Regions from separate parts of the Homo sapiens genome. Here region 1 is linked to region 2. A link is an interaction called in ENCODE POLR2A ChIA-PET data of the cell type or tissue named here. Cell type or tissue: MCF 10A. All regions are shown on one strand. Each heading gives the region's core, and the rest is flanking DNA. Links, peaks and the distances in the headings are about the cores only.

Evidence for each region. Peaks named below come from ENCODE experiments on the same cell type or tissue, not always from the same donor. Only the 100,000 strongest peaks of a DNase experiment are listed, where the experiment ranks them.
Region 1: POLR2A ChIA-PET joins it to region 2 with 5 read pairs; 3 of 35 experiments call an interaction of 5 or more read pairs at or near these places.

The regions. Positions count from the first base shown.
Region 1 is chr12:38,180,572-38,185,959 of GRCh38, forward strand. No RefSeq gene overlaps it. Among named protein-coding and RNA genes, the nearest start is that of ALG10B, 130 kb to the right of the region's middle. In MCF 10A, for the core only: no CTCF peak of the experiment used is centred there; a DNase peak (open chromatin) is centred at 3,220.
Region 2 is chr12:38,128,387-38,133,774 of GRCh38, forward strand. No RefSeq gene overlaps it. Among named protein-coding and RNA genes, the nearest start is that of ALG10B, 190 kb to the right of the region's middle. In MCF 10A, for the core only: no CTCF peak of the experiment used is centred there; no DNase peak of the experiment used is centred there.

The DNA.
Region 1 (5,388 bases), core at 112-5,111, 52 kb after region 2:
GAGTATCCTGTGGGATGCTAAAAATGTATTACTAACTGGGAAATTTAAAACTCTTTTGCTGGTGATTTTAAGAGAGCTGACTAGCTCATCAGCACAATTCACACAGATTAAGAATGGAGATTACTCTGCTGAGTGGATTCATAATGATCATAAAAATAATTCACAAATGAGAAAAGAGATAGAGAAGGGGAAACATACTGTCAATCACTAAAATAAAGGGAATATTCAAATGGTCTGATTTTGTATTTTTCAAAACAAAGGCAGCTTATTGTGATAGAATAAGAATCCCACTTGTATGTCTTCTTTTGAGAAGTGGCTGTTTATGTCCCTTGTCAATGTTTTAATGGAACGGTTTTCTTAATGTTCAACATCACTAATCATCAGGGAAATGCAATTCAATGTAAGATACCATCTCATATTATTCAGTATGGCTACTATTAAAAAGTAAAAAAATAACAAATTCTGGTTAGACTTCAGAGAAAATAAAATGCTTACACACTGTGGCGAGAATGTAAATTAGTTTAGCCACTGTGAAAAGAAGTTTGGAGATTTTTCACAGAATTTAAAACAGAAGTACCATTAAACCAGCAATTCTGTTACCTAGTGTATATTCAAAAGAAAATTAAACTCATCTACACAGTACCTCGCTCCTGCCAGCAGAAGGAACTTTTAGAAGGCAAAACCAAGAAATATTTGCTTTCCTGGCTTTGAAAGTTCAAAATCAACAAAATATTACATCAAAAAATAGTCAATATACTACCAAATTATTATAAAATAAGCACTTGTGTTCAATTCTAAAATAAATAAGCAAACCAGAAGGAAGGAAGGGAGGAAGAGAGAGGGAAAAAAAGGAAAGGAAAGCAAACTCAACATTCCATTTTATTGATATCCTGTATGATACTTTTATTTGAGCCAATTATTGACATGATCAAAACTTCTTCTTAGATTTCCTATTCTGGAATCATTGCTAGGAAAAGACAATTGTTTAGTTATAATAAATTATGTCCTTTGAGATGCTTGCTCCTAGACACCCCCAACAGCAATATAAAACAGCTTTGGTGTACTCGCCAGGTTGAGAGCGGTACAGCTGAAATACTGGATGGCATTTGCAATTTCTGATCTCTGCACTTACTTGTCAAAGCAAAAAATGAAACAAAATCTTTGAAATGACACTGTGAAGCCCATTTTTCAGTCAGGGACTATCTCCAAATGGAAACAAGCTGGCTGTACCATTTAACTACAATTTCACTTCTGATTTATATCTAGCCTGCCTGAAAGTTTGGAATATTATATGGCACAAGATTGGAATTAAGTATGAGGGAGCTGGACAGTTCAATAAATAGTAAGTGCCGAATCCTCAAAGAAAATAGCTTCTTTAAAAATGACTGGCTTTTCTGTTAGACTCATCTTCAGTATTCCTGGAGGCAACTCTACATTTGACATACATGGTGGGAAACACATTTCAACTGTTTATAACCTCATGATGTGAAACTTGACTACCTAAACAATGAAAGGAAATTTGACTGGAGTTCTAACATACTAGCATGGCTTGGTGATCCCTACATATTGAAGAGTTTAAGTCAAGACTATGCGAGTTGTCATTATGGGCATTATTCATCCTAGAGTCCAAGTATTTTCCTTCCAGTTTCATTGATATTTCTTTCTGCTATAATATGTTTCCCAAATTTTCATGTAAATAACTTTTTATGACCTCAATTGTGTTTTTTTCTAAATATTTTTTATTATTGTTTTAAATATTGTACAATATATACCTGTTTTGGCAAATTCAAATGAGTCATAAGTACATACATTAAAAATACTATTTTTGGTCCCGTTCTATCATCACTCTTGCACAAACCCAGATAACCTGTTCTAATACTTTGGTTTATGCCCCTTGGAGTATTTTAAAAATGCTCCCCCCTTTTAAAATAAATACCTACACACAGTGTTTTTTTTTTTTTTTTTTAATGAAAACATCATATTTTCCTATTGTATTTTTCCATCAATTTGCCTTTTATACTTTCCATCTTTTGGATTTTATTCCAAATCAACATGTATAGATTTTTCTCTCTCTTAACCAATAGTTGAATTATCCAAATTAAAATATATATTTTTAATTAAAAAAAAAAAAAAGAAAATTAAAAATTCTACAAAAAGAAACCCCACGTGCACTTGTATATTCATCATATTGCTATTCACATTAGGGAAGGCATGGAATTAAATTATGTGTGAATCAATAATTTGGATAGAAATATGTGCTACATAAACACCATAAAATACTATGCACACATTAAAAAAAATACAATCATGTCCTGTGCAGCAACATGGATGCATCTGGAGGCCATTATCCTAAGGAAATTAATACAGGAACAGAAAACCAAGTACCACATGTTCTTGCCTGTAAGTGGGCTCTAAACATGGAGTACTGATGAATATAAAGATTTCAACAATAGACACTGAGAACTACTAGATGAAGGAGGAGGGCAGGGGTGAGAAACTATGGGTACTATGCTCACTACCTTGGTGATACGATCAATTATTCCCACAATATATGCTCAATACTGTGGTGATGGGATCAACAATGTCCCACATAGCTCAGCATCACACAATATATCCACGTAACAAACCTACAAACATACTCCCTGAATCTAGAAAATTTAAGGCAGAGACAGAGTAAGAAGGCAGAATAGAAGCCTACACCACTCATCCCCCATGTCAAAACACCATATTTTCACAACTTACTATATTCAAGAAGCACTGTCAAAGGGACCAAAAATTAGGTGAGCAATCACAGTATCTGGTATTAACTTCATATCACTGAAAAAGACATTGGAGAAGACAAAAAAATGACAGCCTAGAAACACCGATGCCACCTCTTTTTCAACCACCAGTAGTGACCACATGGTGCAGAGATTGTATGTTTGGGAGAGGAAGAGCACAGTTTCTGAGGCTTTGCAATAAACTCAGTACTACCCTGTCACAGTAAAAAGCAGAGCCAGATTGTACTCAGCTGACATCTGCCAATAGGAGGAGAATTTTGATTGGCCCTAGCAAAAGGAAAATCTCCCATCTTGGTGCTGGGAGCTTGAGTCTTTACAAGCCTTGCCATCATGAGTTGAAGTGCTATTGGACCCTAAGAGAACTTAAGGGGCAGTCTAGGCCACAAGGACTTCCATTATTAAGCAAGCCATACTGCGGAGCTGGGCTTGGAGCCAGTGGAATGTGGAGGGTGGGGAGAATGTGGCCTACTGAGACACCAGCCAGAGCAGCTAAGGGAGTGCTCACAACACCATTACCCCACCCCCCACCCAGCAGCAGCCACAAGCCACAGAGAAACCTGTGAATTTGTGAGAGAGAGAGCACAGTGACTGGAGGACTTAACATTAAAGTCAGTGTTGCCATGTCAGTAAAGACCTGGCAGAATTCATCACCTGCTGACTAAAGAACCCCAGTACCCAGAATAAAAAACAGTGATACCCAGGTAATACACCATGGGTATTGGGCTCTGAGAAGTGCTAACTTCAGGTGTGACCCAGCACATTTCCAGCTGTGGTAGCTATGGTGAAAGACTTCTTCTGTTTGAGAAAAGCAGGGGGAAAGTAAAGGGAACTCTGTGTTGCACCTCATATACCAGCTTAGCCACAGTGGGGTAGAGCACCAAGCAGATTCTTAGAGCCCCTGAGTCCAGACCTAAGGTCTTGGCCAGCATTTCTGCACTTGCCCTGGGCCAAGGGTCGAGTCTCAGGCATTGCAGAATTTATCACAAGCAAACTAAAGAGTCCTTGGGCTTTAAGTGAGAAATTGATGATGATTTGGCAGAACCCTCCCGTGGGCTGGTGGTGTTGGCAGTCATAGAAGAGGCTCCTCTGCCTGCAGACAGGGGAAGGAAGGGTAGAAAATATTTTGTTTTATGCCCTAAGTGCCAGGTTAGCTACAGTAAAATAGAAGATCAGGTAAATTTTGAAGATTCTATACTTTAATCTCTGGCTCCCTAGCACCTATGGACCCACTCATGGCTAGGGGAACTTGCCACCCTATAGGCAGATACACAAATCTGGCTGACTTTGCCATCTATTAATCCTGGAGTCCTAGGGCTTTGAGTAAACTTATATGGTAGCCAAGTAGTGGTTACAGTGGGCCTTGGGTGAGACCAAGTTCTGTGCCTACTTCAGGTGTGAACCAGCACAGTCTCAGTGGTGGTGGCCACAGGGGTGCTTATGTTACCCCAACTCCAGCTCCTCATGCCTCAGCACAGAAAGAGAGACTCTGCTGGTTTGAGAGAAATTAAGGGAAGAGAACAAGAGTCCCTACTTGATAAATCAAGATAATTTTTCTTGATGTTAATCCAAGGCCGCCAAGGCAGCACCTCTACATGTTTGCATAAACTACTGTGTTATTGTGTTTGGGACCCAAGTCTCTTTGAATACCTGGAAAGCATTCCCAAAAATAATGGGCACAAACAAGCCCAGACTCTGAAGACTACAAGAGACAACTCTTCAATGCCCAGATATAGATGAACATCTACAAGTATCAAGACCATCCAGGAAAACACGACCTCACCAAACAAGCTAAATAAGGCACCAAGGACAAATCCTGGAAAAACAGAGATTATGTGACCTTTCATAAAGGAAATTCAAAATAGCTGGTCGAGGTAATTCAAAGAAATGCAATATAACACAGAGAAAAAATTCAAAATTCTATCAGATAAATTTAACAACAAGATTGAAATAAAAAGAATAAAGCAGAAAATTTGAAGTTAAAATGCAATTGTCATACTGAAGAATGCATCAGAATTACTTAAAAGCATTGATCAAGAGGAAGATAGATTTAGTGAACTTAAAGTCAGACTATTTGAAACTACAAAGTCAGAGGAGACAAAAAAGAATAAAAAATAAAGCATGCCTACAAAATCTAAAAAATAGCCTCAAAATAGCAAATCTAAGAGTTATTGGCCTTAAAGCAGAGGTAGAAAAAGAAATAGGAGTTAAATATTTATTTAAAGAAATAGTGTTAAATAATATTAAACAATTCCCCAACATTTGATATCAACATTTGAGTACAAGAAAGTTACAGAACATCAAGCAGATTTAGCCCAAAGACTACCTCAAGGCACTTAACTGAACTCCCAAAAGTTAAGGATAAATAAATGATTCTAAAAGCAGCGAGAGAAGAGAAACAAATAACATTCAGTGGAACTCCAATATATCTGACAGCAGACTTTTCAAGGGAAAATTTACAGGCTGAGAGAATGGCATGACATATTAAAAAAGCTAAAGGAAAAATAAGACTTTTACTTTAGAATAATGTATATGGCAAAAACGTCCTTTAAACTTAATGGAAAATAAGAACTTTTCCCAACAAACAAAAACTGAGGGATTTCATTAACAC
Region 2 (5,388 bases), core at 235-5,234:
GTTCAAAAACCAACATAATTACATGTGTTAATTGTTACTTGTATACTTGTATTGACTCATCCTTTAATCAACATCATAGTATTTTAATATTGAGAGCCAGAGAAGGTATTTGGATACCCATAGCCTTACATAGGCCTTGGGAATCTTCCCCTTCTACAGATGTTATTAATAATATTCTACAGAAAATTCTTAAAAGGAGTAAACAATTTATTTTTACATTAATTGCAGTAATAATGGGCTTGATTGCTGTTACTGTGACTGCTGCTACTGCTGGAGTTGCATTACATCAGTCTATTCAAACTGTTCATTTTGTGGATGAATGGCAAAAAAAAAATCTACTCAGATGTGGAATTCTCAGTCAGGTATTGATCAAAAATTGGCCAATCAAATTAATGATCTAAGACAAACTGTTATAGGGATGGGAGATAGAATTATGAGTTTAGAACATAGATCACCAATGCAATGTGATTGGAATACTTCTGATTTTTGTATAACTCTGTTTCAATATAATGAGTCTGTTCACAATTGGGAATCAATAAAACGTCATTTGCAAGAAAGTGAAGATAACTTAAGTTTAGACATAAGCAAGCTGAAAGAACAGATTTTTGAGGCCTCTCAAGCACACTTAACTGCTTTACCAAGTGTTGAAGCTTTAGACAGTATCTCTGAGGGGTTATCTAATCTCAACCCCATTCAATGGGTAAAATCATTGGGAGGATCCACTATTGTTAATTTTGTTCTCTGTATAATTTGTGCTATTGGTTTATTGTTCATGAGTAAAATTGAAAAAAATATTCTTCAATCCAGTCATGATCAGCACCAAGTTATGATTGCTATGGTTCATTTAAATCAGAATAAAAGATGAAATGCTATAGAATAAAAGATGAAATGTTACAGAATAAATGACGAAATGCTCCTGATTATTGTAAATACAAAGTTGCATGCTGGATTGTGTAAAGACAATGCCAGGTTGGACTTCCAGAGTGAGCCAACAGTGCATGATGTGCTTCCTTCTGCAGAGAGCCTATGAACGAACGTGCAGTCATGGAGGTTTCATATCACCAAGATTCCTATCCCAGAAAAGCAGATGTCCATAACTCTGGGAATGGAATGCGACTCTTGTGGAGAGCCTACAAATGGATGCATGAGGGGCACCTGTTCATATGGATAAGATAGAGCTATAAATGCCCTCATCTTGCCATGTCTCTTCTAGGCCTCTTTAGGGTTAAGGCATACTCCCTTCTGATAATTTCTGGTCTAACCAGCTGTCTAGCTTCACGTCCTGTTTCTATGGATTGTTTGTAACCAGCTTTTGCTGCAACTGTTACTGCTGATTAATATCTTGCTAATGATAGATTACGGAAAGACTGTGTTTCTGTTTTAAGGTTCTGTCAGAAATTACTGATGCACACACTATATTGTAAATTCTTATCTCTGTATATTGTACTTCTACATACAGATGTTGTGTTAAAGAATTACTTCATCCACATGTGACCATTTCACCTCATAATCAAACGACCCTAAACCCCTCACTAACCTACCTCTGCCCTCACTAAACTTCATAATAAATGCTGGTATATCCAGTGCATTGACAGCACCACTGGACAAGAAGGCGGTGACCATCCTGGACCCAGCTTTCACTATCTTGTGTTTGTCTACTATTTCTTGACCTGCTGATCCTCCTGGGAACAAAGACAGAGCCCTGTTGCATTGTGGGCTGCTGGCCACATCCCACAATAACAGAGTTTCTCTTTGTCCCCAGGCTTGAGTGCAGTGACACAATCTCAGCTCACTGCGACCTCCTCCACCTCCAGGGTTCAAGCAATTCTCGTGTCTCAACCTCCTGAGTAGCTGGGACTACAGGCATGCACCACCACACCCGGCTGATTATTTTGTATTTTAATAGAAATGGGGTTTCACTATGTTGTCCAAGCTGGTCTGGAACTCCTGAACTCAGGCAATTCACCAATCTCTGCCTTCCAAAGTGCTGGGATTACAGGCATGAGCCACCACATCTGGCCCTGGATTTTACATAGAATTTAAAGAGCTCATGATCCCCTTGAAGTTCTTTCATCATCTTCCCATACAAGAAGCCTAGTTAAGAATATCTGAGTTAGAGGTTCTGTACGGTCTTTCAATCAGGGTGTAAGAAATGGACAGGATCTCAGAGTTCAATGAATATAATCCTTATAAATTCATATCTTACAGATTCAGTCAATGAGGCCCAGAGAGTTTTCATGGCTGACTCATAGCATAGCTGGTGGAGACCTATATCTTGGTTTTCTGAATCCCAGTTCTCACACAGTGTTGTGTTAATATACTGTGTTTAAAAGAAATGTAAAGAAGGAGAGAGGACTGTGAAGAGACTGGCTGGGGGCAAAAAAAGCAATAGTTATTCATAGGATGTATAGATTGGCTATTACTCAGCTTCTTTTTTGTGTTCAGCATAGATTAGTTTTCTAGCTTCAGCTGAAAAAGACCAAGCCTGAAGCTCCCTTCTAGCTCCTTACTTTGGATCTGTGACTAAATCCTGATGGATTATCTGAGCAAGATCTGTGGAGAGGCAGATAGTGGGGACTGGGCACATCATGAGTTCTAAATGGCTGATGTCATTAAAAAAAGCCATAAGCAAGAAAGAATCTACTGTTTCCAAGAAGTGGGGGGAAAAGTTTCCAAGGAGAAAGTATGAGTCTTAAAGAAGGAGGGTAAGGGTTATGTAGCAAAGAAGAGGTTATTGGGTGGTCCCTGTAGGGTGGGGGTGGGAGAGGGGTGCAGAGCAGGGCAGGGTGTGAGTGAGGCATGCTCAGAGATCACTTTTGTTTTTGTTTTTTGACCAATGAAATGTTCAATATTTTTAGTTTAAAAATTGTTAAATTTTACTTTTTTGATCAGTGAAATGAGAGATGGTTTTGGGGATGCCTGGGAGCCATCTAAGAAGTTTATTAAGCTGGAAATTATCAAAGTAAGATTTGCATTTTAGATAGATGCTTTCACATGGAAGATAAATCTAAGATTTTTTTTTAAAAAAGTGTTAGAGTGCAGTTGTCCAGATTATGAATCATTCATTCATTGATCCAACTTTATGAAGCTTATAATATAAGCCAGGCACTGATCTAGACAAGAAAAGATAGTCTAAAGCAGCACAGTGACAATGGAGGTGGAGTTATATAACCAATAATACATACTTAGGAGACAGATTTGAGAAATACTTAGGAGTAAAAAATCAGTAGGACCTCATGACTAATGAGGGCAGTGGGAAGTAGAATGAAAAGAGTAAGGATATTGACAGATGCTTGAAACGAATATGTCCAATATCTTAGAATTATATAATAAATTTAAAGGAATTTTCTGTCAGGAGTCCCAGAAAGATTAAAACCCAAATGCTAATACATAAAGATCAAAACAGCCTTCATTTGCAACATCTTTGAATAAGGAGACTACTTTGGACTCTGTTATTTCTCCAAGGCAAGAGATACAGACCTGCCCAACAGAAGTAATTATATCATCTACCAAATTGTAGGTTTAACTGAGAGAGGTTGAAATAAAAAGTAAAGAAGTCTTGCTGGGCCTCTCTCAACAGCCTCATGGTAAGACATTCCTACCAGAATTCAAATTTTGTCAAAATGGGGTTGCTTTCATGTAATTTTGGAATAAGCTTTTAAAAACTGAGAGCAGCAAGAACAGCAAGTGAACACAGATGAGCTGGGGAGCAGAGTGAATTGGGTGAAGTTTATAAGAATAAAAAAGAAGAGAGGATTTTACTAATGCTACTTTCAAAGGCAAAAGACCTAGTTAAAGTACTTATTTTTGCTTTCTTAATTCCTTATCTACTACTACAAATAAAGAGCAGCAAAATTAAAAGAAAAAAAAAGCTATGTGCTGTAAATGCCTTTAAAGACACTTCCTTAGTAGTTCACTGTGTTGTATACATCATAATGTGCTGCTTGGCAGGCTGCCTAGCTCACCTTCTAATCTCACAGCTCTGTGAGATGAAAAGTGAAATGTAATATTTACAATCCTGGGAATGAACTAATCCCTGGAAAAATAGAAGGATTTGATTTTCTCTTCTGCTCACGTTTAGCTGGCTTAGTACTTAAGCAGGGTACCAGGGATCTGTTTCTACTTGTCGCCACAGAGCAGGGAAGCTAAATGTGTGACATGTCTCAGACAAGCAAAAACAGACAGAATTCATCAGCACTAGACCAGCCTTACAAGAAATGCTAAAGGGGGTCCCACATCTGGAAGTGAAATGATAATTACTATCAATAAAACACACAAAAAACGTATAAAACTCACTGGTAGAGCACATACACAAAGGAAAAAGAGAAAAGAATCAAACTTTATCACTACAGAAAATGACCAAATTACAAGGATGAACAATAAGAGGGGAAGAAAGGAACAAAGGATATATAAAAAACAGAAAATAATTAACAAAATGACAGAAGTCCTCGCCTATCAATAATAATCTTGCATGTAAACTGATTAAATTTATCTCCTTAAAATACATAGACTGGCTGAATGGATTGAAAAACATGACCCAACTAGAGGTTGCCTACAAGAAACTTACTTCATCTGCAAAGACACACATAGACTGAAAGGCTGGAAAAGGATATTCCATGCAAACAGAAACCAAAAGCAAGCAGGGTAGCTGTACTTGTATCAGATGAAAGAGACTTTAAGTCAAAAATGATTTTAAAAAAGACAAAGGTTATTATATAATGATAAAGAGATCAATTCAGCAAGAGGACATAACAATTCTAAATATATATGCACCCAAAACAGTAATACCCAGATATATAATATAAACCAAACATTATTATATCTAAAGGGAGACATAGACACCAATACAATAGCTGGGGAATTCAACACCCCATTCTCAGCACTGAACAGATCGTCTAGATAGAAAATCAAGAACAAAACACTAGATTTATACTGCCCTTTAGGCTGGATGCGGTGGCTCACACCTGTAGTCCCAGCACCTTGGGAGGCTGAGGCAGGCAGATCCCTTGAGGCCAGGAGTTTGAGACCAGCCTGGCCAACAGGGTAAAACCCTGTCTCTACTAAAAATACAAAAATTAGCTGGGTGTGTGGTGGACATCTCTAATCCCAGCTACTTGGGATACTGAGGCATGAGAATTGCTTGAACCTGGGAGGTGGAGGTGGCAGTGAGTCGAGATCGTGCTACTGCACTCCAGCCTGGGCAACAGAGTGAGACTGTCTCAAAAAAACAAAAAAAAACTACTGCATTTTAGACTAACAAAGAGATATTTACAGAACATTTCATCCAACAGATGCAGAAAACACATTCTTTCATCAGCACAAGAAACATTCTCCAGAATAGAACAGACGTTGGGCCACAAAACAAGTCTCAACAAATTTAAAATAACT